Regions from separate parts of the Homo sapiens genome. Here region 2 is linked to region 1. A link is an interaction called in ENCODE POLR2A ChIA-PET data of the cell type or tissue named here. Cell type or tissue: endothelial cell of umbilical vein. All regions are shown on one strand. Each heading gives the region's core, and the rest is flanking DNA. Links, peaks and the distances in the headings are about the cores only. Region 1 overlaps PTPN11 (protein tyrosine phosphatase non-receptor type 11). Region 2 holds the start of HECTD4 (HECT domain E3 ubiquitin protein ligase 4).

Region 1 (15,033 bases), core at 12,399-14,898:
CTTCCAGGCGGACTTGGGGCTTGAACAGTGCACAGTCAAGATGGCTGCTGGGTCCAGAGGCTTCCACAGAGGACAGGAGAGGCACCCCTGCATCCCAGGCTCAGGTGGGTGCTAACTGCCAGCAGCTGACAGTTGTCACAGATTGATAATAGCTAACAGCACATCTCTCCCCCGGCTCCTTCCCTAGTGCACCAATTAGCCCAGCCTCATCTGCACCTGGGACTCAAGTTGCCTAAACATATTTCATTTCCCATAGCAGAAGATGCCATCCATCTAGAGTGAGACTGAAAATACAAACAATTCAGAAGTTGTGACTTTCCATGCTCTGCCCACAGAGGCTACCAAATGCTAAGGGCGCTTCCTCCCCAGCACCAGGCTTATGGTTCTAAGCTCCAGAAAAATATCAAATAAACCCTGCCCTCGAGGAGAATACATTCCTGTCAGGGTTTATCTTCCACAACCTCCCTCCCACCAGCAGTCCCTAGGGCACAAAAGCTGCTAATGACCTGTCAAGCTGAATGTCACCGCATCTCCATCCTTCTCCACTGGCCTTGGCAGGGATGCTAATGAGGAGGCTTGGGGCAGGCAGCAAAAAGGATAATGTAAAGCAGGGACACAGGCTGCCAGATATCCCATTTTCCCAAATAATACATCCAAAGGGTTTGCACCAAACTGTGAACTCTCAAAAAGGACCAGAGGCTAGTTACAGACACCTGACTGCAGGAGTCTAAACAGATCTAGAGCCAAAAAAACTGCATAAAACTATTAAATTTAATGATACGGTTTGGATGTCTGTCCCCTCCAAATCTCAAGTTGAAATATGACCTCCAGTGTTGGAGGTGGGGCCTAAAGGAAGGTGGTGGATCCTTCATGAATGTTTTGGTGCCATCCTCACAGTGAGTTCTCACTCTAAGTTCACGTGCAATCTGGTTGTTTAAAACAGTGTGGTGGCCGTGCGCAGTGGCTCATGCCTGTAATCCCAGCACTTTGGGAGGCCGAGGCAGGCGGATTACTTGAGATCAGGAGTCCGAGACCAGCCTGGCCAACATGGTGAAACCCTGTCTCTGCTAAAAATACAAAAATCAGCTGGGCATTGTGATGCGCGCCTGTAGTCCCAACTACTCAGGAGGCTGAGGCAGGAGAATTGCTTGAACCTGGGAGGCAGAGGCTGCAGTGAGCTGAGATCACGCCACTGCACTCCAGGCTGGGCAAAAGAGTGAGACACTGTCTCAAATTAAAATAAAATTAAAAAAAGAGCGTGGCTCCCACCCCACCCTTGCCACCACTCCGGCCATGTGATCGTCTGCCCTCCTTTTGCCTTCCACTATGACCGGAAGCTTCCTGAGGCCCTCACCAGAAGCAGATGCTGGAGCCATGCTTGTACAGCCTTCAGAACCATGAGCCAATTAAACCTCTTGTCTTTATAAATTACCTAGACTCAGATATTCCTTTAGAGCAGTGCAAAACAGCCTAACACATCTAATAAACTATTAAAAGGTATCCACAGAAAGTCAATGTCCTGATCCATGTTGTACATGTGAGTACCCAACGGCACTACTGACTGTGAGTACCCAACGGCACTACTCCACTACTGTGGAGGAGTTAAGTTTTCATTGTCTCCCTTATGTAAATGTAAGACCAACCCTTACATTTATGGCCACTGAACATTCCTGCTTCCCAGCCCAGACCCCTGCCAACCTAAATGCCAGGAGCAGCAGCCCAGTGACTGCAATGACCAAAATAGACCCCAGAGGCTTCCAAAGCCCTTGGATTGAAAACCACTGGACCCAGCTCTTGACTAGAATTTCATGAATGAAAGTGGAGGAAAAGGACCAAGGAGAGAGGCAGACAGAAAATAAACTGGCTGAGCCAGGCATCCCCAGGCACCATGACGATGCCCTAATGACCATTTCGCCTGCACTGCTCTGAGCAACAGAGCCAAAATACCTAGGGAAGAAAAATAATGACACTCACCATTACGGCCAGACCAACCTGTATAGTTACTTTACTTATTTTTTTTCTTTCTTAAATTTTTTATATTTTAAATTCTTGGCCTACCAAGCACAGAGATTACTTTTTAAGACAAAGATACGGCTGGGGGCCATGGCTCACACCTGTAATCCTAGCACTTTGGGAGGCTGAGGCAGGAGGATCACCTGAGGTCAGGAGTTTGAGATCAGCCTGGCCAATATGGTGAAACCCTGTCTCTACTAAAAATACAAAAATTAGCCCGAGGTCTGGTTCTGTTGCCCAGGCTGATCTCAAATTCCTCCCACTTCAGCCTCCCAAAATGCTGGGATTGTAGGCATGAGCCACTGCACCTGGCCTTTTCAACTTCTCTCTTTTACATTTCCCATCCATTCCAATTGTACTGGCCTGTGTGCAGATTGTGCAACAAGGTAAACAAACCCCCACTTCAGGGCCTTTGCACTTGCTGTTCCCTCTACCTAGAATGTTCTCCCTGAGGTTATATGCATGGTTGGCTCCATTATTTCCTTCAGAGCTTTGTTCAAATGCCACCTTATCAAAGAGACCTAAATAGTAAAGGCCTATCAAAACACCCTTTTTATCTTACACTAGTTTGTTTTCTCTGTAGCACTTATCACCATCTCACAGATTGAATATTGAACTGTTTCTTTGTTTACTGCCTGTCTCTCCCACTTGACTGTACACTCTATAAAGATAAAGACTGATTTGTTCACTGCTCCACCCCCAAAACCTAGAATAGATCCAGACATACAGTCGGTGTTCAATCAGTATTTGCTGAATGAAGGAAGGAATAAGTCACTGCAACCAGAAGTGTCTATAGTTTTTGGCAGATATTTTTGGGATATCTGCCCAACTCACTACAACCCTCATCACTGAAAACTATTTCTCCCCAAAGGTGTCCACAGCAGACACTTTTGTTCCACATGTTCATGTCCTTGACATTGTTCTTTGGACTAGAGATGGATGGCATCCGAGTCAATGAGAATCTCTGAGACTTTGGTACAAAGCCTGAAAGTTGCTAGTTTCAATATCTGAAAGGGGCTAGAAGTAGGGTTTGTAAGTCAAGAAGCAGAAAAATCTACTGAAGGAAAAAGAATGAAGCAGGTGTATGGAGAGCAAGGATACTGGATACAGAGGGGAGTTAGAGGAGGAAGATGAATGGAAAGAAGAAAGCCCGAGAGACAGTCCATCCACAACCTGGGTCCCACGGTGCCTTGCAGTCGGTTGCAATGTCCAGTCTCAGCCCACAGTACCCCCTGGCAGCTCAGGCCTATAGGACTCAACAGGGAGCAGCAGGCACAGAGAGAGGGCAAAAACCTTTTTTTTTTTTTTTTGTGATACACTCAGGCTGGAGTGCAGTGGCACAATCTCAGCTCACTGCAACCTCTGCCTCCCAGGTTTAAGCAATTCTCCCTGCCTTAGCCTCCCTAGTAGCTGGTATTACAGGCACCCACCACCACACCCAGCTAATTTTTTGTATTTTTTACTAGAAACAGGGTTTCACCATGTTGGCCAGGCTGGTCTTGAACTCCTAACCTCAGGTAATCCAGCTGCCTCAGCCTCCCAAATTGCTGGGATTACAGGTGTGAGCCACCACGCCCGGCCCAAGCACCTTTTCAATACAACCATGCAATATGCACCTCGCCACAATGCACAGGGCCGATTCAAGTGTACAATAACACACACATTGCAGGCACAAAATTACAGAATTATAACCGGCCTTTTCATTTAGTTAGTGTCATTCTCATTTGAGCAGAACTTTACTTTGTTTCAACAAATCTAAAAATATTATCCATCTCTTTACATTCTTGAGCAGAGATACTGCAGGAAGTGAGAGATATTTACACAGATCACAAATGGGCAATCTGTTGGACACAGTGGTGTGTGCCTGTAATTCCAGCCTCTCAGGAGGATCACTTGAGCCCAGGAGTTCAAGGCTGCAGTGCACTACAACAGTGCCTGTAAAGAGCCACTGCACTCCAGCCTGGGCAAGATAGTGAGACCCCATCTCTTTAAAAAAATTAATAACTGGCCAGGCACAGTGGCTCACACCTGTAATCCCAACACTTTCAGAGACCAAGGCAGGAAGATCACTTAAGGTCAGGAGTTTGAGATCAGCCTGGCCAACATGGAGAAATCCCATCCCTACTAAAAATACAAAAAAATTAGCTGAGAGTGGTGGTACGTGCCTGTAATCCCAGCTACCTGGGTGGCTGAGGCACAAGAACCCGGGAGGTGGAGGTTGCAGTGAGCTATCACACCTCTGCACTCCAGCCTGGGTGACAGAGTGAGACTCCATCTCAAAAATAATAATAACTAATAAAAATTAAAATAAAAAAGAAACAGGCAATCTGTAGGGAAAAAAAAATCAAAGACTTGGGTTTGCAATGTCTAGATCACACAACATATCCTACAAGAAAATCATCAACCTGAATTTATTTCAGCAGCAAAGGAGAAAATAACCAAAGAGCTTCACAAGAGACTTCACATTTTAAAGTGCATCAAAGGCAAAAGTAACGTCTTCTGGATAGTGATACCTGAAATGACGTGTAGAATTTTACAGAACACCAGGAGACAGGCATAGAGACAAATCAGAGTTAAATTACCAATGGCATTACAATTTAGAGCTCTGGTTTGTTTTAAAGACTATCAGAGCACACTGTAAGAAGAAAGTGATCCCAAATTTATCACCTGCCAGGAAACAACTAAGGTACAATCACTAAAATGATAATGCTTTGCTATTGTGGATCAAACTTTAGCTTCAGAGGATTTAGATTATGAGTATCTGCTTCCAAGTTCCTAATTTTTTCAATAATGGCTTATTCTGTTTTCAGCCTTATTTCGCTGGTTCCAACCTCAAAGGGCAATTTTTTAAAACAGACTGAATTTGAGAAGCAGGTATATAGGAGATCTAGAAAGCAGGCCATCAGCTATTTAGATATAGCTTCAGTTTCCATGAAACGTTAATGCCCTAATTTAGTGCACAACAATTTTACCACCTCAGTCTGACCTCTGTGGAGAGCCTGTAGAGTACAGATGTGATCTCGTTATTTTCCACTTCCTCTTAAAGTCAACTCAATTTTTCCCTTTTGTTGTTAATAATGTATAAAAGATGACCACAATTTGAGATGTGACAGTGTAAAATCACCAGGTCAGCATTTAGAAGCAACCATCTTTTTCCATGGCCAGAAGAGTCAGGCTAAGAGTTCCTTCTAAACTCACATCTTGACCCCACCAATGGAATTTGCAAAAAATACCCCATTGCCACACAAGCTCTTTGTGAAAGTCTGACTTTGTTCCTAAGCTTTGTTCTAAGTGAACCTAGTGTTAAAGAAGCTACCATGGTACCAGATAACCTGTAATGTTTTTGTTTTAAAGAAACTAATTTTTGCCAAGTGTGGTGGCTTACACTTTAGGAGGCCAAGGCAGGAGGATCATTTGAGCCTGGGAGTTTGAGACCAGCCTGGGCAACATAGCAAGACCCTGTCTCTTTTTTTTTTCTTCTCTTTTTACTTTGTGTGTCTATTATTTTAAATAATTTTAAAATGTTAAAAAAATTTATTTTAAAAAATGCTGTAATTTTTAAGTTCACAGTCATTTACACAAATGATCAACTCAGCTATCATTTGTAAAGGAAGTATAAGATTCTATTGAATCTAGATTACAAAATAGCTCACTATTTTTTACATTTAACCAAAATTTTAATTAAAACAAGTAGCTTGCAAATGTTATGCTAAAAGGTTAAAGCATGCTAACCAAAGTCATGTATAATAAAAGTTATAGATGAATAATAACCACCATTTTTTAAATACAGAACATAAAAAATGTTAATATTACCAGTAGTCAGCAAAAGTAAAGCAGGATGCATACACAAGGCTATTCACTGTAATCCTCTCTGTGATACATTTGGAAACTACCCAAATGCCCATCAATAGGTTGAATAAACTATGGTACAAGTACACAGTGGATTACTATACAGTAAAAAAAGAATGAAGACTATCTCTAGACACTATTATGGATATCCAGGATGTCCAGGATATTTAAAAAAGCAAGGTTAGAAAAAAGTATGTAAAGTTATGCTACTGTTTAAGAAAAAGTGGGATATGGGAATATCTTCTTATATTTTTGAAATATAATGATAAACCATAACTTTTTATACTATGGCTAAAACATAGGAAAGGACAAGGATAGAAGGTAGACTTCTTTGAATACACTTTGTTTTTTCAATTTGACTATCAAAGCCAGTATTTGTGTAATTATAAATAAAACTTAACAGAAAGAGATTTTTTAAATGAAACAAATAAACTAACCATATACCCAGTTAGCATATAGCCACACAGAGAGAAGGACGATTACAAATGAGTCTAAGGCACAGGAAGTTTTTTCATTTTTTTTTTTTAAAAACAGGGTCCCTGCTCTGTCACCCTAGAGTACAGTGTCACAATCGTATCTCACTGCAGCTTCAAACTCCTGGGCTTAAGCCTACTCTCGCCACAGCCTCTCAATAGCTGGGACTATAGGGACATGCCACCATGTCTGGTTAATTTTTAATTTTCTTTTGTAGAGACAGGGTCTCACTATATTGCCCCGGCTGGTCTCAAACTCCTGAGGTCCAGCGATCCTCCCTTCTTGTCCTCCCAAAGTACTGGGATTATAGGCGTGAGCCACTGTGCCCAGCAGAATACAGTAACTTGACTACACATCTCTGAAGGATTTTTTTGAAAAGCGCAAAAAAAATTAAACTGTTTTCAGTAATCATATTATTGGGAAGTCATTATTCTAAGATTGTTGTGTGTAATGTGGGATAAAACAAATGAATAATCTTATTATGGCTTCAAGAAGTAGGATTTTTGGCATTAGAGAAAGGAGATACATGGGTAAGATCAATGAGGTTAGTAAAAATCCTGAAACCCTGAGTTTGATTTGGAAGTATCAATTGAACCCATAACAGATTTCAAATCAGGAAAAAAAAATCTGACCAGGCTCATTGGCTCTTGCCTGTAGTACACCTATAATCCCAGCACACTGGGAGGCTGAGGCAGGAGGATCACTTGAGCTCTGCAGTTCGAGACCATCCTGAGCAACATAATACGACCACATCTCTACTAAAAATAAAAATTAAAAAATTAGCTGGGCATGGTGGTATGTGCCTGTAGTCCCAGCTACTCAGGAGGCTGAGGTAGAAAGATTGCTTGAGCCCAGACATTCAAGACCAGCCTGGGAAATAAAGTGAGACCTCATCTCTACAAAAGAATCAAAAAATTAGCCAGGCATGGTGGCATGCACCTGTGGTCCCAACTACACAGGAAACTGAGGCAGGAGGATCACCTCAGCCCAAGAGTTCGCAACTGTGTGTTTGCGCCACTGCACACCAGCCTGAGCAACACAGTGAGACCTACCTCAAAAAAAAAAAAAAGAAAAAGAAAAGAAAACTGCTTAGTAAGAAGGAAAAAATCAACCCTCGGCGATGAAAAGCTTTTTATAGAAATATGCCAACCTAACAAATGAAGAAGAATGATAAAATTACAATATCACTACCATATAGTCCCTTATGAATTAATGGATCTAAGTAATAATGATCAGGAGCTGCTAAGAAAATCAGAGAAGAAACAACAGGACATAAACACCTCCTGATACACCACCATACATGCTATCTTGCCAAAGAAAACTTGTATCCAATGAAGTCTCTAGATATATCAACTTACAAGAAATATAAGGGATGGATACATGCTTAAGTCCACCACAGAGAGGCACTCAGCAAAATTCAGACTATAAGTAACTCTCAGGACAAATGATCTGCTTTCTTCAACAGCAGAAAAGACAGGGAGAGGGGGAAGGAAGACAGAAAAAGAGAGATGGAAGGGGCATCAAAGTATTCTAAGAGACTTAAGATTGTTTTGTTTTGTTTCGTTTTGAGATGAAGCCGCACTCTGTCTCTAGGCTGGAGTGCAGTGGCGCGATCTCGGCTCACTGCAACTGCCACCTTCTGGGTTCAAGCGATTCTCCTGCCTCAGCCTCCCGAGTAGCTGGGACTACAGGCACGCACTACCACGCCCAGCTAATTTTTGTATTTTTAGTAGAGACCGGGTTTCACCATGTTGGCCAGGATGGTCTCGATCTCTTGACCTCGTGATCCGCCCACCTCAGCCTCCCAAAGTGCTGGAATGACAGCCGTGTGCCACCACGCCCAGACTTAAGATTTTTACAACAGAAATATTATGAGACTTAGCCAACCACAGTGTGTGAAGCTTATCTGAAAAATGATTGAACAAAATATTTTTAAATTATAAGACAATTGGTATAATATGAACAATGTTGGGTTATGTGATGCATTTTTAAGGATTCCACAAATATTGAAATATTTATAAATAAAAAATATGATGACAGGGATAATTGATAAAGCTGATAATGGCATATCAGGATCCTTTATATGAATCTGTTTTATACACATTTGAAATTTTTTCATAATCAAGGTGGAAGAAAGCACTCCCAATTCAAACAAATTGCTGCTGGGCACAGTGGCTCATGCCTGTAATCCCAGCACTTTGGGAGGCCAAGGTGGGTGGATCACCTGAGGTCGGAAGTTTGAGACCAACCTGGCCAACATGGTGAAACCCCACCTCTACTAAAAATACAAAAACTAGCCAGGTGAGGTGGTGGGCACCTGTAGTCCCAGCTACTCAGGAGGCTGAGGCAAGAGAATCAGTTGAGCCCAGGAGGTGGAGGTTGCAGTGAGCTGAGAATGCACCATTGCACTCCAGCCTGGGCAACAGAGTGAGATCCATCTAAAAAGAAAAAAACACAAATTGCAAGTGTGTGTGTGTGTGTGTGTGTGTGTGTGTGTGTAGCAATCAGGAAAATGTGACTGATATGTGTTAATATTAAGGAAATACTGTTAATAGTTTTAGATATGATAATGCTATTCAGGTTATAATTTTTTGAAATAAAATAGTTACAGACGAAATGATGTGTTAAGATTTGCTTCAAGGCCGGGAGCAGTGGCTCACACCTACAATCCCAGCACTTTCGGAGGCCAAGTCAGGCGGATCACCTGAGGTCAGGAGTTTGAGACCAGCGTGGCCAACATAGTGAAAACCCTGTCCCTACTAAAAATACAAAAATTAGCTGGGCATGGTGGTACACACCTGTAATCCCAGTTACTCAGGAGGCTGAGGCACAAGAATCACTTGAACCCAGGAGGCGGAGGTTGTAGTGAGCCAAGATCAAGCCACAGCACTCCAGCTTGGGGGACAGAGTGAGACTCCATCTCAAAAACAAAAAACAAAACAAAACAAAACTCTATCTCAAAAAAAAAAAAAAAGTATTTGCTTCAAGACAAGTCAGGGCTGGGGAAGTGAGTGGGGCAGAGTCGAAAAAGATTGGCCATATTATCAACAGTTGTTAATGCTGGGTGTCAGGTATACTGCTATAACTATCCCATTCTCTCTACTTTTGCATATAATAGAAATTTTCCACACTAAAAAGTTTTGGAACAATCGGCTTTCCATTCAATTTTGATGAGCGGTTTCTAAAACTTCTGTATCTTCCCATCTTACCTCATGAGGCTTTATGAAGGTGAAATGAAGTGAAAGTAATGAAATGAATGACTGCTGAAATGCTGCCTTTTATTATTTAGGCAGGCAGGGGACAAGGAAGGCAACAGTGAGGCTGAGATTTCAAAATTCTGTCTCACTATGTTTATCATCAATTTTTTTTTTTTTTGGGACAGGTTCTGGCTCTGTTGCTCAGGCTGGAGAGCAGTGACGTGATCTCAGCTCACTGCAGCCTCAATCTCCCAGGCTCGAGCAATCCTCCCACCTCAACCCCCAGAGTAGCTGGGACTGTGGGTGCGCACCCCCACACCCAGCTACTTTTTGTATTTTTTGTAGAGACGGGGTTTTACCATGTTGCCCAGCCTGGTCTCAAACTCCTGGAATCAAGTGAGCTGCCTGCCTCACCCTCTAAAAGTGCTGAGATTACAGGAGTAGCCACTACGCCCCAGCCTATCATCACTTTTTCACTGATGCTTTTCATCACTGTTTTCCTTCTCTCAACTAAAAGCTCCCTTTAAAGGCAGTAACCCTGTCTGTCTTGTTCACTAGTGTCTTCAGAGCCTAACGCGAAGCCTGGGATGAGAGAATAAACTCAAATTCAAGTCTCTGTTCAGTAATGTTGAGCAAGGACTGAGAATGTTCTATTCCACACTCCTCCCCACTGCTGGAATTCAATCAATATCTGTGGTATGGGCCGGGCACAGTGGCTCACACCTGTAATCCCAACACTTTGAGAGGCCAAGACAGGAGAATTGTTTGAGCTCAGAAGTTCAAGACCAACCTGAGTAACACAGTGAGACCCCATATCTACAAAAAATGAAAAATTAGCCGGCTATGGTGGTGCACACCTGTAGTACCAGCTACTCAGGAGGCTGAGGTGGGAGGATGGCGTGAGCCCAGAAGTTGGACGCTGCAGTGAGCTATGATTGCACCACTGTACTCCAGTATGGCAGCAAAGTGAGACTCTGTCTCAGGAGGAAAAAAAACAAAACAAAACAAAACAAAAACTGTGGTATGAAGATTGAATAATTTACTTAACCTCCCTTAGGCCCCTCAGCTGGAAAATGGGAAATCATATCTATCTCAGCAAGTTGTTCAGACATACTCTGGCTAAAAGGACTTTATTTGCCCAGTATTCACTTATTCATTCAATCCACAAATATTTATAAATTGTAGTCCTCAAAAAGCATAGAATAATCATTCCCATAAAACAGAACAGGAAAATAAAATGATGTAAACATGAGTTAAATGTAAATCTCATTCAACAAACATTTATGGAGTTTCTTCTGTGTACTAGGCACCGTGCTACATGCTGGGGACAACTGCAAAGGTAAATATGCCAGAATCCTTGTTTTTGAAGTTTTCTGTCAAATGGATGAGGAGAAAATGAAAGAGATCACATTGTCAATGGGTAAGTGATATAGAAGAGTGCAATGGGAACACAGCACATTCCCATCAGGGACATTCTCCAACCCAAGTTAGTTTCAGGAAAGAGATCAGTTCACTTAAAGTCAGGAAACAACAGATGCTGGAGAAGATGTGGAGAAATAGGAATGCTTTTACACTGTTGGTGGGAGTGTAAATTAGTTGAACCATTGTGGAAGACAGTGTGGTGACTCCTCAAGGATCTAGAACCAGAAATACCATTTGACCCAGCAATCCCATTACTGGGTATATACCCAAAGGATTATAAAACATTCTACTATAAAGACATATGCACACATATGTTTATTGCAGCACTATTTACAATAGCAAAGACTTGGAACCAACCCAAATGCCCATCAATGATAGACCGGATAAAGAAAATGTGGCACATACACACCATGGAATACTATGCAGCCATAAAAAAAGAATGAGTTCATGTCCTTTGCAGGGTCATGGATGAAGCTGGAAACCATCATTCTCAGCAAACTAACACAGGAACAGAAAACCAAACAATGAGAACACATGGACACAGGGAGGGGAACATCACACACACTGTCTGGGGATGGGGGCAAACTCCTGGATTCAAGTGGTCCACCTGCCTCACCCTCTCAAAGTGCTGAGATTACAGGAGTGAGCCACCACGCCCAGCCTATCATCACTTTTTCACTGATGCATTAAAGGGGAGGGAGAGCATTAGGACAAACACCTAATGCATGCAGGACTTAAAACCTAAATGATGGGTTAATGTGTGCAGCAAACCATGATGGCACATGTATACCTATGTACAAACCTGCACGTTCTGCACATATATCCCAGAACTTAAAGTATAATCAACAAAAATAATTTAAAAAAAAAAGAAATCAGTTCACTTAACTTACCAGAGTTATCAATTTGAACTCTGAAATTAAAGCCACCACATTTGGCACGTCAAAGCTGGAGGATCACTTGAGCCCAAGAGTTCAAGACCAGCCTGGGCAACACTGCAAAACCCCATCTCTACAAAAAAATACAAAAATTAGATGGGCATGGTATCGTGTGCCTGTAGTCCCAGCTACTCGGGAAGCTTAAGTAGGAGGATCACTTGAGCCCAAGAGTTCAAGACCAGCCTGGGCAACACTGCAAAACCTCATCTCTACCAAAAATACAAAAATTAGCCAGGCATAGGGGCATGTGCCTGTAGTCCCAGCTACTCAGTAGGCTGAGATGGGAAGATCACTTGAGCCCAGGGAGGACGGGGCTGCAGTAAACCGAGATCACGCCACTACACTCCAGCTTCGGCGACAGAGCGAGACCCTGTCTCAAAAAAAAAAAAAAAAAAGCCACCACAAGGTGTTTCTCTTTTACTCATACTCATTTGCTGCACTAAGGCTATAGATTGTTTCTAAAGACCCCAGTGCATGCTGGAAATCTTTCGAAGAAATTAGATCCTTTTGTTTCTCTGAGATTTTGCCACCAGTCCAAACCAAAAGAGCCAAATGGAGCGGCTAGCACATCCATTGACTACTCACTGCCAACTCCCTTCCCTCAGAACACAATGCTCTTCTGTTTCGAAGAAGCCCTCTCAGCAACTTGCTCCGTGTCAATCAATGGCCGAATTAAAAAAGGACGTCAGTTTCAAGTCTCTCAGGTCCAATTCCAAACACAAGAGCAACTTCTCCTCCACTAAAAATAGGATATAACAACTCACGTAAAAACAGTTTTTTAATAACTTACCTCAAATTCTTCCCAAAAGCCTTGTTTGACTTTATCTGTGGTCTCAGCTAATTTGCTTAGTTCTCGAACTCTGCTTTCTATTTCAGCAGCATTTATACGAGTCGTGTTAAGGGGCTGATCGAGTACAGCAGTTGATGTAAAATAAAGAAAATATTACAGAAAACGGTGTTAATGCAAAAAAAAAAAAAAAAACATGTCTATGTTGATATTCATAAAGGCACGGACAGAGGGTTCATAGGACCCTGTAATTCACAATAAAAGTTTTCAAATCGTTTCACCGTGTTTTCTGTTCAGCCAGAAAATGTATCTTTCTTCAGTCTTCACATACACTTTACTCTGCTGATATAAATTCAAGCCTATTTTTCTTTATGAATAGACCACATTATTTAGAGAGATTATATCATTTTCCACTATCATAAAGGTGAAATTTGAAATAGCAACAATGCCAAAGTGAATAAGTGAGGTTACCTAAAGGTAACCAGAAGTGGATCTATAATGAAAACTTGCTTTAAAACTCTGTACAGCCTTAGGCCAGATGCAGTGGCTCATGCCTATAATCCCAGCACTTTGAGAGGCTGAGGCAGGCAGATCACTTGAGGTCAGGAGTTCAAGACCAGCCTGGCTAACATGGTGAAACCCCATCTCTACTAAAAATACAAAAATTAGCTGGGTGTAGTGGCACCACCTATAATCCCAGCTACTCAGGAGGCTGAGGCAGGAGAAGCTCTTGAACCCGGGACGCAGAGGTTGCAGTGAGCCAAGAACACGCCACTGCACTCCAGCCTGGGCGACAGAGCAAAACTCCATCTCAAAAAAAAAAAAAAAAAAAAAGAACCTCTGTAATGCCTTTTACAGATAAATATGGGAATAATATAAATCTGGAATATGTTTCCAAGTACTATAGCGGCAGTCAGTGAGTGGAATCATAATAAGAAAAGATTTAGGGCCGGGCGTGGTAGCTCACGCCTGTAATCCCAAAACTTCGGGAGGCCAAGGCGGGCAGAAAACCTGAGGTCGGGAATTCAAGACCAGCCAGGCCAACATGGTGAAACCCCATCTCTATTAAAAACACAAAAACTAGCCGGGCATGGTGGTGGGCACCTGTAGTCCCAGCTACTCAGGAGGCTGAGGCAGGAGAATCGCTTGAACCCAGGAAGCAGAGGTTGTAGTGAGCCAAGATTGCAACACTGTACTCCAGACTGGGTGACAGAGTAAGACTGTCTCAAAAAAAAAAAAAAAAAAAAAGATTTGATAGTTGAAGCTGCAATGGGTACATGGAGGCTGATGATACTATTCTGTCTACCTCTGTATGTTTGCAAAATTCTCTATTAGGATTTGTTTTAAGTTTTTAAGGAGAAAGCTTGAGCTTTCCAATCTGCTCACCTGCTTGAGTTGTAGTACTGTACCCAATGTTTCCACCATAGGATTCTTCTTATAATGTTCCACAAGATCTGTCAAAGAATCAAACCGTTCTCCTCCACCAACGTCGTATTTCAGTTCCTTTCAAGATAAACACATGACATTTATTATTTGTTACCTTTATGTTACATTAGTGTTTTCAAGCACTCTCATGTTCACTGCAGCATTATTCACAATAGCTAGTATATAGAGACAACTTAAATGTCCATCAAAAGACAGATAATAGGCTGGGTGCAGTGGCTCACGCCAGTAATTCCAGCACTTTGGGAGGCCAAGGCGGGCAGATCATTTGAGGTCAGGAGTTCGAGACCAGCCTGGCCAACATGGTAAAACCCCATATCCACTAAAAATACAAAAATTAGCCAGGCTTGGTGGTGGACACCTGTAATCCCTGCTACTCAGGAGGGTGAGGCACGAGAATCACTTGAGCCCAAGAGGCAGAGGTTGCAGTGAGCCAACTGTGCTTCAGCCTGGGAGACAGAGGGAGACTCTGTCTCAAAAAAAAGATAAATAATAAAAATGTGGTGTGTGTATACAAATATACTAAAAGTGTAAATATACTCAATATACTCAAGTATGATAAGTATAATAATATATTAAATATGCTAATATACTAATACAGTAACTATACTAATATATTAAGTATAATAAAAGCATAGACGAACTTGACTAAGTAAGCAAAGAAAATCTGACTTTGGATCAGGCACAGTAGTTCACATCTGTAATCCTAACACTTTGAGAGGTTGAAGGAGGCAGGCCTCTTGAGCACTAGTTCAAGACCACACTGGGCAATGCGGCAAAACACCATCTCCACAAAAAATACAAACACTAGCTGGGCATGGTGGCACACACCTGTAGTCCCAGCTACTCAAGAGGCTGAGGGAAGATCAACTGAGCCCAGGGAGGTTGCACTCCAGCCTGCGTGACAGAGCAA
Region 2 (15,784 bases), core at 7,745-10,244, 73 kb after region 1:
TGGAGTGCAGTGGCACGATCTCCGCTCACTGCAACCTCCACCTCCTGGGTTGGAGTGATTCTAGTGCCTCAGCCTCCTAAGCAGCTGGGATTACAGGGGTCCGCCACCATGCCCGGCTAATTTTTGTATTTTTTTTTAGTATAGGCGGGGTTTCATCATGTTGGCCAGGCTGGTCTCAAACTCCTGGCCTAAGTGATCCGCCCACCTCAGCCTCCCAAAGTGCTGGGATTACAGGCTTGAGCCACCACAGCCAGCCTATTTTATTTTAAAATGTAAATCTTTATATATATATATATTTTTTTTTTTTTTTTAATTATACTTTAAGTTCTAGGGTACATGTGCACAACGTGCAGGTTTGTTACATATGTATACATTTGCCATGTTGGTGTGCTGCACCCATTAACTCACCATTTACATTGGGTATGTCTCCTAATGCTATCCCTCCCCCCTCCCCCCTCCCCCCACCCCACAACAGGCCCCGGTGTGTGATGTTCCCCTTCCTGTGTCCAAGTGTTCTCATTGTTCAATTCCCACCTATGAGTGAGAACATGTGGTGTTTGGTTTTTTGTCCTTGTGATAGTTTGCTGAGAATGATGGTTTCCAGCTTCATCCATATCCCTACAAAGGACATGAACTCATCATTTTTTATGGCTGCATAGTATTCCATGGTGTATATGTGCCACATTTTCTTAATCCAGTCTATCATTGATGGGCATTTGGGTTGGTTCCAAGTCTTTGCTATTGTGAATAGTGCCACAACAAACATACGTGTGCATGTGTCTTTATAGCAGCATGACTTATAATCCTTTGGGTATATACCCAGTAATGGGATGGCTGGGTCAAATGGTATTTCTAGTTCTAGATCCCTGAGGAATCACTACACTGTCTTCCACAATGGTCAAACTAGTTTACAGTCCCACCAACAGTGTAAAAGTGTTCCTATTTCTCCACATCCTCTCCAGCACCTGTTGTTTCCTGACTTTTTAATGATCGCCATTCTAACTGGTGTGAGATGGTATCTCATTGTGGTTTTAATTTGCGTTTCTCTGATGGCCAGTGATGATGAGCCTTTTTTCATGTGTCTGTTGGCTGCATAAATGTCTTCTTTTGAGAACTGTCTGTTCATATCCTTCGCCCACTTGTTGATGGGGTTGTTTTTTTCTTGTAAATTTGTTTGAGTTCTTTGTAGACTCTGGATATTAGCCCTTTGTCAGATGAGTAGATTGCAAAAATTTTCTCCCATTCTGTAGGTTGCCTGTTCACTCTGATGGTAGTTTCTTTTGCTGTGCAGAAGCTCTTTAGTGTAATTAGATCCCATAAAATGTAAATCATTATAAATGAATAGTCTCATGACTTTAACTGTTTTTCTTTCCAATTCTTGGTTCTCTGCCCTCCTTCCCCACATGTTTCTTCCCTAATACTTCCTATCTCAGGGAATCATAGCTCCATTTCTGTTATGGGCTGAACTGTGTCCCTTTGAAAATTTACATGATGAAGTCCTAACCCTCAGTACCTCAGGATGTAATGTTATTTGGAGACAGGGTCTTCAGAGAGAGAGAGAATCAAGTTAAAATGAAGTCCTTAAGATGGGGGCCCAATCCAATATGACTAATGTTCTTGTAAAAAGAGAAAATTTGGGCCAGGTGTGGTGACTCATGCTTGTAATCCCAGCACTTTGGGAGGTCAAGGCGGGAGGACTTCTTGAGTCCAGCAGTTGTAGGCAAGCCTGGGCAACACAGCAAGACCCCATCTTTAAAAAAAAAAAATTAGCCAGGTGTGGTGGCACATGCCTGTAGTCCCGGCTACTAGGGAGGCTGAAGAGGGAGGTTCACTTGAGCCTAGCAGGCTGAGACTGCAGTGAGCCGTGATCGTGCCACTGCACTCCAGCAACAAAGTGAGACCTTGTCTCAAAAAAAAAAAAAAAAAAAGAGAGAGACGAACAAATTTGGACACAGACACACACCAAGGGAAGACAATATACAGAGACATAGGAAGACTATGGTCATCTACAAGCCATGGAGAGAGGTCTGGAATAGATTCTTCTTTCAAAACTCTCAGAAGGGCCAGGTGTGGTGGCTCACACCTCTAATCCTATCACTTTGGGAGGCAGAGGTGGGCAGTTGCTTGAGCTCAGGAGTTCGAGACTAGCCTGAGCAACATGGCGAAACCCTGTCTCTACAAAAAAATACAAAAATTAGCCAGGCATGGTGGTGCATGCCCATGGTCCCAGCTACTCAGAAGGCTGAGGCGGGAGGATCACTTGAGCCTGGGAGGCAGAAGTTGCAGTGAGTTGAGATCGCACCACTGCACTCCAGCCTGGGAAACAGACTGAGACCCTGTCTCAAACAAACAAACAAAGAAACAAACAAAAAATCCTCAGAAGGAACCAACCTTGCTTACTTATGAAGGTAGATACCACCACCATCATCCCAGAAAACTGGGAAACAGGTAGGTGGAATTACTTCTTCATGGTAACATGCAAAAGATCTGGGACCAAATCCAAGCAGTCCATGATTCAAACACCACACTGCATTGCATGTGCTTTTTTTGGTGAATAATAGTATTGAAGTTTCCCCCACCATCCTCACATTCATTAACTCATACGTAGCAGTTACCAGCTTTAAACTCAACATCTTCCGGGAACCTCACCCCCAGACTAGGTGCCCGGACTTCTCATCCCCGTTGGAATGATTCCTTCAAGCAGCCTCCCTGTCTTTCATGAGAAAGGGAAGCTGCCAGTCTCCTTGGGAACTCGATCCTCAAACCTAACTCTGCCTGGCACAGAGTAGGCATTTAATGAATACTGAAGGAACAAAAACGTACAGTGTTTGCTTTTCCTTGAGTGAAAACTCTTCAATAATATCTTTTGTCCACTTTTCCTTTGTGCTAACAACTTTTTTATTTTTATTTTTATTTTTATTTTTTGAGATGGACTCGTTAGGTTGCCCAGGCTGGAGTGCAGTGGCGTAATCTCGGCTCGCTGCAACATTCATCTCCCGGGTTCAAGTGATTCTCATGCCTCAGCCTCCTGGTAACTGGGTAACTGGGATTACAGGCGCGCACCACCACACCTGGCTAATTTTGTAATTTTAGTAGAGATGGGGTTTTGCCCTGTTGGCCAGGCTGGTCTCGAACTCCTGACTTCAGGTGATCCGCCCACCTCGGCTTCCCAAAGTGCTGGGATTACAGGCATGAGCCATAACTTTTTGTTTTTGTTTTTTTGTGTTTTTGTGAGACGGAGTCTCGCTCTGTTGCCCAGACTGGAGTGCAGTGGCGCGATCTCGGCTCACCGCAAGCTCCGCCTCCTGGGTTCACGCCATTCTCCCGCCTCAGCCTCCCGAGTAGCTGGGACTACAGGCGCCTGCCACCGCGCACGGCTAGTATTTTTAGTAGAGACGGGGTTTCACCGTGTTAGCCAGGATGGTCTCTATCTCCTGACCTCGTGATCCACCCGCCTCGGCCTTCCAAAGTGCTGGGATTACAGGCGTGAGCCACCGCGCCCGGCCACAACTTTTTCTTAATCTAATTTTTTTGCAGGAGACGAATGTTAGCAAATTTCCAAGTCTGAACTACAAATCCCAGTGCAGCAAGGCCTGTGATGCACACAAGGTGGCGATGGAGGACATAGCATCTTTCAGAGCTCCCTGCTGCTGATGATCTTTTCAAATGAGAAAGGCATTTAATGCTGCTTCATCTTCTGGCTTTTCATCAATGTGGAGACCCGTCCTTTAGTTTTAGCAATTCAGTGGTGCTCCAAGGAGAATTTCCCCCTCCTCGTTTTCAAATATCTCTTTCATCTGATTTCTTTTCCCTGTTACCACATAGATCCACCCATGAGCCAAAATAATCTTCTTTGAAATAAAAATATGAACAGGGCCTACCAGAACACTTGGAAAAAAGATTTTGAGTAGGTGTGTGTGTTTCCTCTTTGAGACTGTAATTAGTAAGACGGAAATAATCAATCTCCCCCATAGGTTCTGTGTGTGTGTGTGTGTGTGTGTGTGTGTATTTTTTCCTTGGTGTTTTGAAAGGCCTTAAAAATTAACATGGCTGCCTCATCTAAAACCACCTTTAAGCTCTAATAAAGTTTATCAAGGACCACTTATCTTCACACCACACTCACATATTTTTGGACCCAGGAAGGATTACGAAGTCATTTTAGACAGTCAGCTGGTATAGAAAACCAGCAGAAGGGAGAGATATTGCAAAATCCCAGAGGGGCCCCAGCTTGAGCCAGGGCTAGCGAGTATCACGTCAGCAGCTGGGGCAGGAGGGAGATGATCTCCATCAACAAGCCTGCTGCTCCCTCTTGGGGAGATGCCTCCCAGGAGTAACTGAGGTCCAACCTAGTCATAGCTATTCTTCCTATTTTCCTCATATTTCTTCTCTGCTTCTAACTTAGGGTTGCCCAGCCAACACTTTCTCTTGCTCCTTTTCCCATCCTGATCCCCCATTCTTGAATAGAAGAGTAGAAATGACGATTCCAAAGAAAAGAAGTCATAAGCCATAAATCTTTCCTTCCTATAAATGAATGTCTTGTGTGTGTATGTGTGTGTTGTCTAGACTAGATACAGATTCTCTTCCTCGTAGCTTCCAACCTAAAGTTCTTTTGACCAGGCATTTTCTTTGTCTTGCTGATCTGTTCTAGAAATCCCTACTAAATGGTCTCCTTTCCGGAGGGGGTTCTATAAATATTAATTCATCAGCTGCCTCATCATGGTGCAGTGGCAGCCATGCAGTCCTATGACTAATTAATTACTGTTGCTAAAATATTAAATAACTATTCATTATGCAGTCTAAAGACTTTAAGCCCTAGATCTGTGCTGTTTTCATCACTTAGGCTGAAGGACAAGAGTTCCTGGGCACCTTGACTCCTGATCTTAAAACATCATTAAGAGTAGAAGAAATAAGACTAAGTATAGAAGAAATTTTATCTGAACTATTTAAGATGGTTAGAGTCCTGAATCTAAGCATTTAAAAATTGTGATGGGCCGGTCATAGTGGCTCATGCCTGTAATCCCAGTGCTTTGGGGAGGCCAAGGTGTGAATATCACGTGAGGCTAGGAGTTGGAGATCAGCCTAGGCAACACAGGCAGAGCCCATCTCTAAAAAAATTTTTTTAAAAATGAAAAAATACCAGCCTGGCCAACATGGTGAAACCCCATCTCTACTAAACGTACAAAAGTTAGCCGGGTGTGGTGGTGGGTGCCTGTAATCCCAACTACTCGGGAGGCTGAACCAGGAGAATCACTTGAACCCGGGAGGCGGAGGTTGCAGTGAGCCAAGATCTAGCCATTGCACTCCAGCCTGGGTGACAGAGTGAAACTCCATCTCGAAATAAATAAATAAAATAAAATGGGCCAGGCGCAGTGGCTCATGCCTGTAATCCCAGCACTTTGGGAGGCCGAGGTGGGTGGATCACCTGAGGTCAGGACTTTGAGACCAGCCTGACCAACATGGTGAAACCCCGCCTCTACTAAAAATACAAAATTGGCCGAGCGTGGTGGTACATGCCTGTAATCCCAGCTACTCGGGAGGCTGAGGCAGGAGAATCACTTGAACCCAGGAGATGGAGGTTGCAGTGAGCCAAGATTGCACTACTGCACTCCAGCCTGGGTGACAGAGCAAGACTCTGTCTCAAAAAAAATAAAATAAAATAAATAATAGAGACAGGGTCTCTCTCTGTCACCCAGGCTAGAGTGCAGTGACACAACCATGGCTCATTGCAGCTTCAACCTCCTGGGCTCAAGCAATCCTCCCACCTCAGCCTTCTAAGTAGCTAGGACTACAGCTGCACATCACGATGCTCACCTAATTTTGCTTGTTTATTTATTTATTTATTTATTTAGAGACAGCGTTGCACTCTTGTTGCCCAGGCTGGAGTGCAATGGCGCTATCTCGGCTCACCGCAACCTCCGCCTCCTGGGTTCAAGTGATTCTCCTGCCTCAGCCTCCTGAGTAGCTGGGACTACAGGTGCACGCCACGACACCTGGCTAATTTTTATATATTTTTTAGTAGAGAAAGGGTTTTGCCATGTTGGCCACGCTGCTCTCGAACTCCTGACCGCAGGTGATCTGCCTGCCTCAGCCTCCCAAAATGCTGGGATTACAGGTGCAAGCCACCACATCCAGCCTATATATATATTTTTAATTGTGATAGATAGTTGTTATTAGGTTTGGAAAAGGGAATGAAGGGCCGGGCGCGGTGGCTCACACCTGTAATCCCAGCACTTTGGGAGGCCGAGGCGGGTAGATCACGAGGTCAGGAGTTCGAGACCAGCCTGACCGACATGGTAAAACCCCGTCTCTACTAAAAATACAAAAATTAGCCAGGCATGGTGGTGCACGCCTGTAATCCCAGCTACTCGGGAGGCTGAGGCAGGAGAATCACTTGAAACCAGGAGGCAGAGGTTGCAGTGAGTCAAGAGGTTGCAGTGAGCCGAGATCATGCCATTGCACTCCAGCCTGGGCAACAGAGCAAGACTCCGTCTCAAAAAAAAAAAAAAAAGGAATGAAGGAGTTTTCTTACAGTCAAAATAAGGAAGCTGAAGTTGTAAAATCGGACAGACCTGGGTTTACATCTGAGCTTTGATGTTTACTGGCTTTGTGACATTGAGCAAAGTATCTAACTGAGTCTTGACTTCCCAGCTGAAAGTAGGAATAATAATACTCCCCCTCTCAGACATTTGGGAGGATTTGATGAAATGGCCATTCCATTACACTTGCCTGTTTTATTGTTTCCATGGTTCTGATCAACTCTGAACTGCTGGATTTATTGTTCTCTTCTTCCTCCTCTTCCTCTTCTTTTCTTCTTTTTTGAGACAGGGTCTTACTCTGTTGCCCAGGCTGGAGTGCAGTGGCATAATCTTAGCTGAATCACTGCAACTTCTGCCTTCTGGGCTCAAACGATCTTCCTGCTTCAGCCTCCTGAGTAGCTGGGACTATGGGTGTGCACCACCACGCCTGGCTAATTTTTGTATTTTTTGTAGTGACGGGGTTTTGTCATGTTGCCCAAGGGGGTCTCGAGCTTCTGGGCTCAAGAGATCTGCCAGCCTTGGCCTCCCAAAGTGTTGGGATTACCCACGTGAGCCACTGTGCCCGGCCATAATATTCCATCTTATGGATATATCATATTTTAGTTAACCAGCCCCATATTGTTGGACATCTAGATTGATAAGTTTTTCCTTTTGTAAACAATATTGAGCTACACAACCCTGTATATCCATCCTTGACTACGAGTCTGATTATTTCCTTCAGACAACTTCCTCAAAGTTGAATTGCTGGATCAAAGGGTATGCACCTTAATGTTCTCCTGTTATTGTTATTGTTATTATTATTATTATTATTATTATTGAGATGGAGTCTTGCTCTGTTGCCCAGGCTGGAGTGCAGTGGCATGATCTCGGCTCACTGCAACCTCCGCCTCCTGGGTTCCAGCTATTCTCCTGCCTCAGCCTCCTGAGTATCTGGGACTACAGGCATGTGCAACCATTCCTGGCTAATTTGTGTATTTTTTTTAGCAGAGACAGGGTTTCATCATGTTGACCAGGCTGGTCTCGAACTCCTGACCTCAGGTGATCTGCCCACCTTGGCCTCCCAAAGTGCTGGGATTACAGGTGTAAGCCACTGTGCCCGGCCTGTTTTATTATTTTTTAAGTGATAAAAATATACAAGTAATAGAGAACAATCTCATCTCAGTAGTTCCAGACCAGCCCCACACTCCCATGGCAACTCACCTTAAACATCTGGTGTGTATTTGTTCATGCATTGTTCTTTATACATATAGTTTTCCTTTCTTGTTTTTATAAAATGGCACTGGTGGGCATATATATATTTTTGGTGGGGAGGGAGGGATGGGGTCTCCCTCTGTCGCCCGGGCTGGAGTGCAGTGGCAAGATAATAGCTCACTGCAGCCTCCACCTCCTGAGTTCAAGAGATCCTCTTGCCTCAGCCTCCCGAGTAGCAGGACTACAGACGCTTGCCACCCTGCCCCGCTAATTTTTATTTTTTGTAGAGATGGGGTCTCCCTATGTTGCCCAGGCTGGCCTCAAACTTCTGGGCTCAAGCAGTCCTTCTGCCTTGACCTCCGTGCTGGGATTACAGGTGTGAGCCACCGCACCCGGCCTAGTGAGCATATTTTTAAGGTGTATGTCAATTAGTGTGGAACACTGATGGAACGAACATAGCAATAATTAGAATTGCCACTCATGGAGCACATATTAAGTGTCGGGCATTGAGCACCAAGCATTGTGGACAGACGCTTTATTTTCACCAGGTTTTGAGTGCTTACTGGGTACTAGACTTTTCAGTCAATATTAATCATCTACTATGTGATTCTACCAAGTGCTTATGAACAAGTGTGCAGCGCCTATTCTGCGCCAGCCTTTTGCTTGCATCTCATTTAAACGTGAAAACAAGGAGTGATCTCTATGCTCTGCCCAGGGTGGGGGCGCGGGCCCGAGCAAGGGGTGCACACCTGAGTAGGGACAGGACGGGGGAAGCGGCGTCCTCTTCCCTGGCGCGCTGCAAAGCCAGGGCTACCCTGAATGGCCAGGGGGAGAAGGGGCCGGCGGAGGTCAGGCCGAGGGCAGGCGGCAGCGAAGGGCTAGGCGGACGTCCAGGCCACCCGGGTGGCCTCGTCCGCGGAGCGGTGGGCGGAGCGGCGGGCGGGGCCTGTATTGTCCGCTCCGCGAGGCATGCCGGGAGCCCCGCCCCCAACATGGCGTCTCACTGACAGTTGGTTGCCGAGCGGCAGAGGCGGATCCTGCTCCTGAGGGCGGCGGCGGCGGCGGCGGCGGCGGCGGCGGCAGGGCCGGGGTCTCCCGGGCCGGGGTCGGGGGTATGGCGACTCGGACCGCCTAGGGCGGAGTTGCACGGGCGAGGCAGCAAGTGGGGCGCCGCTGGCGGGCGCGGCGGCCGCTGCCATGGACTGGTGATCGCGGCGGCTCCTGCTCCGTTTCCCCCGGCCGGGCGTCTGCTCCTCAGCGCCAAGCCTTCAGCCGGGGCCATGGGCTCGTCGGCGGCCGCGGCGGCGGCGGCGGCGGCGGCCGCTGACTCGGCGCAGTGGCTCTCGGTGAAGGAAGAGACCATCTTCCTGCACGACGGGCTGATCCGGGTCACCGACCTGGCCGAGCTGCCCAGCGAGATCCTCGGGGCCCCAGAGGCCGCGGACACCGACCTGGAGGTGAGCGAGGCGGCCCCCGGCCCCCGCCATCGGACTGACCCACTCGCCCGGCACCCCCGGGTCGGGCCCCCTCCTCGCCTCAGCCGCGGCCTCGCCTCCCGGCGGCTGCCGGGGCAGGTGTGTGTGGGCGCGGGGCGGGCAGGTGGGGCCGCGGCCGCAGGTCTGCGGACCGCCCGCCCCGCTCTCCCTCCCTCCCTCCTCGGGGCCTGGCGCCCGCAGGGGATTTCATTTGTGGTTTTCTTTTGAGCGTTCCGACACCCGGCATTTTATTAGGCTAGCGCCTGGCTCGGCCTTCATGCCCCAGAGGAGCCACCGCCACCACCCGGGCCCTCCCTCCCCTCCCCCACGGGCCCCCAGGACCCACTTCCAGGGCACACCCAGGTTGCTTAGCTTTGGGAACATTTTGATTTTCACGCTGTGTACCCTCCCATCCTTTTCTTCCCTAGTTCTGTTTTTTTTGTTTGGTTTGGTTTGGTTTTTTTCCGGGAGAGGGTAGTGGCAGCTGCGGGTCCGCGATGGGCAATCCAGCAACTTCTCTGTGTTGTGTCTCGGATGGATTGACACGGGGCCTTTGTCAGGGAAGCGGGCGCTGTGGACAGCGAGAGGGATGCTCCAGCGGCCCTCCATGCACTCTCGGGGAAGGGTCACTGGCGCGTTAGGCCGCAGGGCCTTTTTGTGTGCCCCGGGGGTCGCCAAGCATCCCGGGTTCAGAGCCGTGGCAGGTGCAACAGCAGATCTCATCAGTTGAGCTGCTTGGCCTTGGGGGCAGAAGGGAACCAAATATGCCTGGTTGGTGGGAACTTTCCATCGACTTCACTTGGGTTCGTGTTTGCCTAGAGGTGGGAATACTGGCAGTGTCGTTTCATGGAGGCCAACGGATGCTGACACTGCTCCCCTTCCACTTTGTGGGATGACATTTTGATGTGTAGGTAGCATGGGGTGTCATCAAATTTTTACTGCCGTAAGGAGAGCTTTCTGGGGTAGGGCGCAGAGAGGATGGCCTATCTTCTGGCTATAAACGGCATGCGAGGGATCTTTTGTGTTTTGCGGTTTTGCGTGCAGTTTGGCTTTACGCACAACGAACATTTATAGAAATGAATTAAAAGCCATTACTGTGTGTTTCTGGAAACGGCAGTGATCGGATCACATTGGCCGAGACATTTGGACGTGCTTGAGATGCGAATACGTTCCACTGTATTTTTGTGTCTGGATTTGCGGTTGCTTCAGCACTTCCGTTATGAACTCTTAATTGACTTATTTTACAATCTAGTCACCAAAAAGAGGAGGATATGGTTGGTAGGGAATTCCTAACATGGAATCATCGTTTTATTGTGTCTCATTTGGGCCTGTTCTATAACAAGCAAGGTGTGTCTGAGTGTCTTATCTGCCTGAAAACTCAAGGGGTATTATGCTATGATAGTGGAATCTTTTGATTTAATTGGCTGTGTTGTGTGTGAAAGGTGGAAAGTGGATGCTCTTTGTTTCTTTCTTTTCTTTTTTTTCCCCCGAGACCGAGTCTTGCTCTGTCGCCCAGGCTGGAGTGCAGTGGCGCGATCTCAGCCCACTGCAGCCTCTGCCTCCCGGATTCAAACGATTCTCCTGCCTCTGCCTCCCGAGTTGCTGGGATTACAGGCACGCGCCACCATGCCTGGCTAATTTTTGTATTTTTAGTAGAGACAGGGTTTCACCATGTTGGCCAGGCTGGTCTCGAACTCCTGACCTCAAGTGATCTGCCTGCCTTGGCTTCCCAAAGTGCTGAGATTACAGGCGTGAGCCACTATGCCGTGCCTATGCTCTTTGTTTCTTAAAGACTAATCCAAGTTCACAGAACCAAAATTTATACATATATGTCATTTATGTAGTTTATTTTTAGGATTAGAAAGAGTAGGATTAGTTAAAATATCTGTGATGTTGGTTTTCCTAAAATGTTTATAAATGTATTGCGTGAATTTGTCAGCTATTTCCACAGAAGAATGGTTTTCAAAGGAAAGAACCTCTCTGGCCTGCTAGATTTTTTTTTTTAATTGCTTTTTAAATTTATGGTCTGATTTCTCAGCAACTAGTATGTGTATGGGTGATAAACATTTATGACTGGTAGTAGTGAATAACTTGTTTCATTCTTTCCATGTTATACAGGCTCCATGGTATCAGGAGAAATAGATAGCTAAGAATGTTTTTGTGGCTATTAGATTTGTGTTTGTGTGGGTGTATTCACATATATATATATATATATAAAAAATCTTTTTATTTTTTATTTTGAGACAGGGTCTCTCTCTGTTGCCCAGGCTAGAGTGCAGTGGCTCCATCTCAGCTCACTGCAACCTCCACCTCCCGGGTTGAGGCAATTTTCCTGCCTCAGCCTCCCAAGTAGCTGGGATTACAGGCATACACCACCATGCCGGGCTAATTTTTGTATTTTTAGTAGAGACAAGGTTTTGCCATGTTGGCCAGGCAAGTCTCGAACTCCTGACCTCAGGTGATCCGCCTGCCTTGGCCTCCCAAAGTGCTGGGATTACAGGCATGAGCCACCATGCCCAGCACATATTTAATTACTTAATAATATTGATTAAATGTATCCTACATGTCAGGCATTATTTTATTAAATTCTCAAAAGAGCCTAACAATTGGAAATATTGCACTCATTGTACAGATGAAGGAAGTGCAGAGTAGGTATTCGACTTGTTCAAGAGCACATGAAGAGCTTGCACGTTAACCTAGTTCTGTTCACTGCACATCTGCTCCTCATCATAATATTTTATTGCCTCCATGCATGTATAGTATTTTTATTTGCAATTATTTTAAATTTCATAACTGGCTACAGAAGGAAGAATCTCTATTTTCTTTTAGTAACTGTTTCTTTTTCATATTTGAGGAAGATTCGTGGTCTATTAATTTTTGGTTTTTTTTTTTGAGACGGAGTCTTGCTCTGTCGCCCAGGCTGGAGTGCAGTGGCACAATCTCAGCTCACTGCAAGCTCCGCCTCCTGGGTTCACACCATTCTCCTGCCTCAGCCTCCCCAGCAGCTGGGACTACAGGCGCATGCCGCCACACCCAGCTAATTTTTGTATTTTTAGTAGAGACGGGGTTTCACCATGTTAGCCAGGATGGTCTCAATCTCCTGACCTTGTGATCCTCCCGCCTCGGCCTCCCAAAGTTCTGGGATTACAGGCGTGAGCCACAGCGTCTGGCCGGTTTATTAATTTTTTAAAAGCTATCTTTTGAAATACCACCACACCTATGAAATACAGTGTTTCAAGCCTCTCCTTCCAGTGGACATCTGGGTGAATAATGGCCATTTTCCACAGAGTTTTATAATATATAGAATCCTTCAGTTAACACTTTCGGATTATGAGGAACGGGACTCAAGTTGACTAATTATGACTGGCAACCTTACTGCAGAAGAGTGCAATAGACGTCTTAGAATTTTACGCCGGTCGCAGTGGCTCATGCCTGTAATCCCAGCAATTTGGGAGACCAAGACGGGCGAATCACAAGGTCAGGAGATTGAGACCATCCTGGCTAACACAGTGAAACCCCGTCTCTACTAAAAAAAAAAATACAAAAAATTAGCCGGGCGTGGTGGCGGGCGCTTGTAGTCCCAGCTACTCGGGAGGCTGAGGCAGGAGAATGGTGTGAACCCGGGAGGCGGAGCTTGCAGTGAGCTGAGATCGCGTCACTGCACTCCAGCCTGGGCAACATAGCGAGACTCCGTCAAAAAAAGAAAAAAAGAGTCTTAGAATTTTAGAGCAGAAGAGACTTTAGAGATAATAATGTCCCTCATTTTAGAAAGAAGTTCTCTGAGATCAGGAGATCTCAGTGATCAGAAGATGAGGTTATGACTTAGTCACTATAGCATAGCTAGTTGTGGCAGGGCAATGACTAGACCCTAGCTTTTCTACCTTTGGATTCCAGTGTTCTGTTCACCCTGTAAGCGCTGCTCAAAGTCAATCTAAAGAAAGAATCCCTCCTAAGAAGTAGATCAACATGAATTTAGTATTTTAATTTAAGCAGATCCAGAGTATTTGAATTAAAATTTTTCTTCCCAGTAAATTCTTTTTCTTTCTTTCTTTCTTTCTTTTTTGAGACCGAGTTTTATTCTTGTTACCCAGGCTGGAGTGCAGTGATGCGATCTCGGCTCACTGCAACCTCCACCTCACGGGTTCAAGCAATTCTTCTACCTCAGCCTTCCAGTTAGCTGGGATTACAGGCATGTGCCACCATGCCCAGCTAATTTTGTATTTTTAGTAGACACTGGGTTTCACCATGTTGGCCAGGCTGGTCTCGAACTCCTAACCTCAAATAATCTGCTTTCCTTAGCCTCCCAAAGTGCCGAGATTACAGGCGTGAGCCACCGCACCCGGCCTCTTCCCAGTAAATTTCTAAACAGATTTTTTTTTAAAGCAATAAATAATGTTTAATCAACTAATTCATTCAACAAGTATTGGTGGAATTTAGAGTGAGCTGGGCCAACCGTCCTGGATGTTGGGGATATAGCAGTGGATAAAATAAAATCCTTGTCCTCAAAAAGCTTATAATTTAGTGGGATGATATAGACAATGACAAATATGTAACATGACATAGAGGCAAATGATAAGTGCTAAAGAGAAAAGTATAGCTCAGTAAAGAGATGGAGAGCATTGGAAAGAGGGCTCCGTTTTTTTGTTTTATTTTTTTTTTTTATTAGAGTTGGGGCCTTGCTATATTGTCCAGGCTGGTCTTGAATTCCTCTTGGCCTCAAGTGATCTTCCCACCTGAGACTCCCAGAGTGCTCAGCATGAGTCACTGCACTCAGCCAACTGTCCTGTTTTATTTTATCTTATTTTTAATTATTTATGTTCGAGACAGAGATTCTTGCTCTGTTTCCCAGGCTGGAATGCAGTAGTGCCATCTCTGCTCACTGCAGCCTCCACCTCCCGGGTTGAGGCGATTCTCCAGCCTCAGCCCCCTGAGGAGCTGAGATTACAGGCACGCACCACCACGCCTGGCTAATTTTTGTATTTTTAGTAGAGATGAGTTTCACCATGTTGGTCAGGCTGGTCTTGAACTCCGGACCTCAGGTGATCTGCCCACCTCCGCCTCCCAAAGAGTTGGGATTACAGGCGTCAGCCACTGCACCCAGCCTGTCCTGTTTTATATAGGGTGGACACAAAAGGAAAGCCCAGGATGGCTTTTGAGCAGAGACCTGAAGGGAGGGAGGGAGTATACCATATGGGAAAGAACATCCCATACAGAGACGACAGCAAGAGCCAAGTCCTTGAGAGGGAAGCGTCCTCAGCATATTTGGAGGTCTGAGCCCAGTAAGCTAAAGGGGAGAGGAGAGATGGGGAGCAGGGGATACAAATCAAGTAGATCCTTGTAGGTGAGGGCTTTGGATCTTACTATGAGTGAATTAAGAATGCAGAGTGTGGCCGGGCGTGGTGGCTCATGCCTGTAATCCCAGCACTTTGGGAGGCCACGGCGGGCAGATCACGAGGTCAGGAGATCGAGACCATCCTGGCTAACACGGTGAAACCCCGTCTCTACTAAAAATACAAAAAATTAGCCGGGCGTGGTGGCGGGCGCCTGTAGTCCCAGCTACTCGGGAGGCTGAGGCAGGAGAATGGCGTGAACCCAGGAGGCGGAGCTTGCAGTGAGCCGAGATCAGGCCACTGCGCTCCAGCCTGGGCCACAGAGTGAGACTCCATCTCCAAAACAAAACAAAAAAAAAGAATGCAGAGTGAGGCTTTTGCTTATTCTTTAAAATAGCCATTTGTTAGAACATGTGGAAAAAGGCAAAGAGAAAAAAAAAGAAAAAATAGCCGTTTGTATTTATTTTAATTTTATGTTGCTGGTGGAAAGCAAAAGGCATATAGGAATTTTTATTATTATTTTTTTTTAGACAGGAGTCCTGCTCTGTTGCCCAACCTAGGGTGCAATGGCTGTATCTCGGTTCACTGCAACCTCTGCCTCTCAGGTTCAAGGGATTCTCCTGCCTCAGCCTGCCAAGTAGCTGGGATTACAAGCGACCCTCACCCCAGCTAATTTTTTTTTTTTTTTTGTATTTTTAGTAGAGATGCGGTTTCGCCATATTGGCCAGGGTGGACTTGAACTGCTGACCTCAAGTGATCCAGCCGCCTCTACCTCTCAAAGTTTTGGGATTACAGACGTGAGCCACCACGACCGGCTTAGGAAATTTTTTTAAAATGTTGAAATAAATATACATTTAAGAGAAATAAAAAAGCAATAACTCAAAAATAACATCTCAAATGTTATTGCATTTTGCATTGCATTTCATAGAACATTATTCTTTTTAAGATAAAGGGAATTTAAGAGGGGGAAAAGAAGGAATAGCTTACTTGTGAGAATTCCAAAAGCATTCTGCTTCCTATTCCATTTTTCTTTACAAACTGCGGTTGGGAACAAGCAGGCATCGTATATAAGAGTATTGACAGAGAAGCTGATTGACTTACCCAAGGTGGCTAAGATATTTCTTACTCCACAGTTGAAGTTCATTTTAAATTTAAGCATTTTGGTTAGTGCTTCTCATATTTCATTGTGTTTGCTTTTAAGTACTCCCTCTCCACCCCGCCCCACACCACACAAAGACTTGAACGTGAATGT

Evidence for each region. ChIA-PET counts read pairs that join two places held together with the same protein. Peaks named below come from ENCODE experiments on the same cell type or tissue, not always from the same donor. Only the 100,000 strongest peaks of a DNase experiment are listed, where the experiment ranks them.
Region 2: POLR2A ChIA-PET joins it to region 1 with 12 read pairs; 4 of 35 experiments call an interaction of 5 or more read pairs at or near these places.

What each region holds. Positions count from the first base shown.
Region 1 is chr12:112,453,711-112,468,743 of GRCh38, reverse strand. PTPN11 (protein tyrosine phosphatase non-receptor type 11) reads right to left here. Exons shown (of 16, transcript NM_002834.5): 5 at 14,064-14,180; 6 at 12,681-12,794. It overlaps LOC124903023 (a long non-coding RNA gene), which reads left to right. Exons shown (of 3, transcript XR_007063466.1): 2 at 8-104; 3 at 10,840-10,994. Among named protein-coding and RNA genes, the nearest start is that of PTPN11, 42 kb to the right of the region's middle. In endothelial cell of umbilical vein, for the core only: no CTCF peak of the experiment used is centred there; no DNase peak of the experiment used is centred there.
Region 2 is chr12:112,375,352-112,391,135 of GRCh38, reverse strand. HECTD4 (HECT domain E3 ubiquitin protein ligase 4) reads left to right here and starts at 8,705. Exons shown (of 76, transcript NM_001388303.1): 1 at 8,705-9,184. The coding sequence starts at 9,008. RefSeq lists silencers at 8,385-8,674, 8,785-9,054, 9,065-9,554 and enhancers at 8,562-9,061, 10,247-10,747. In endothelial cell of umbilical vein, for the core only: no CTCF peak of the experiment used is centred there; a DNase peak (open chromatin) is centred at 8,685; H3K4me3 peaks cover 1,831 bases; H3K27ac peaks cover 741 bases.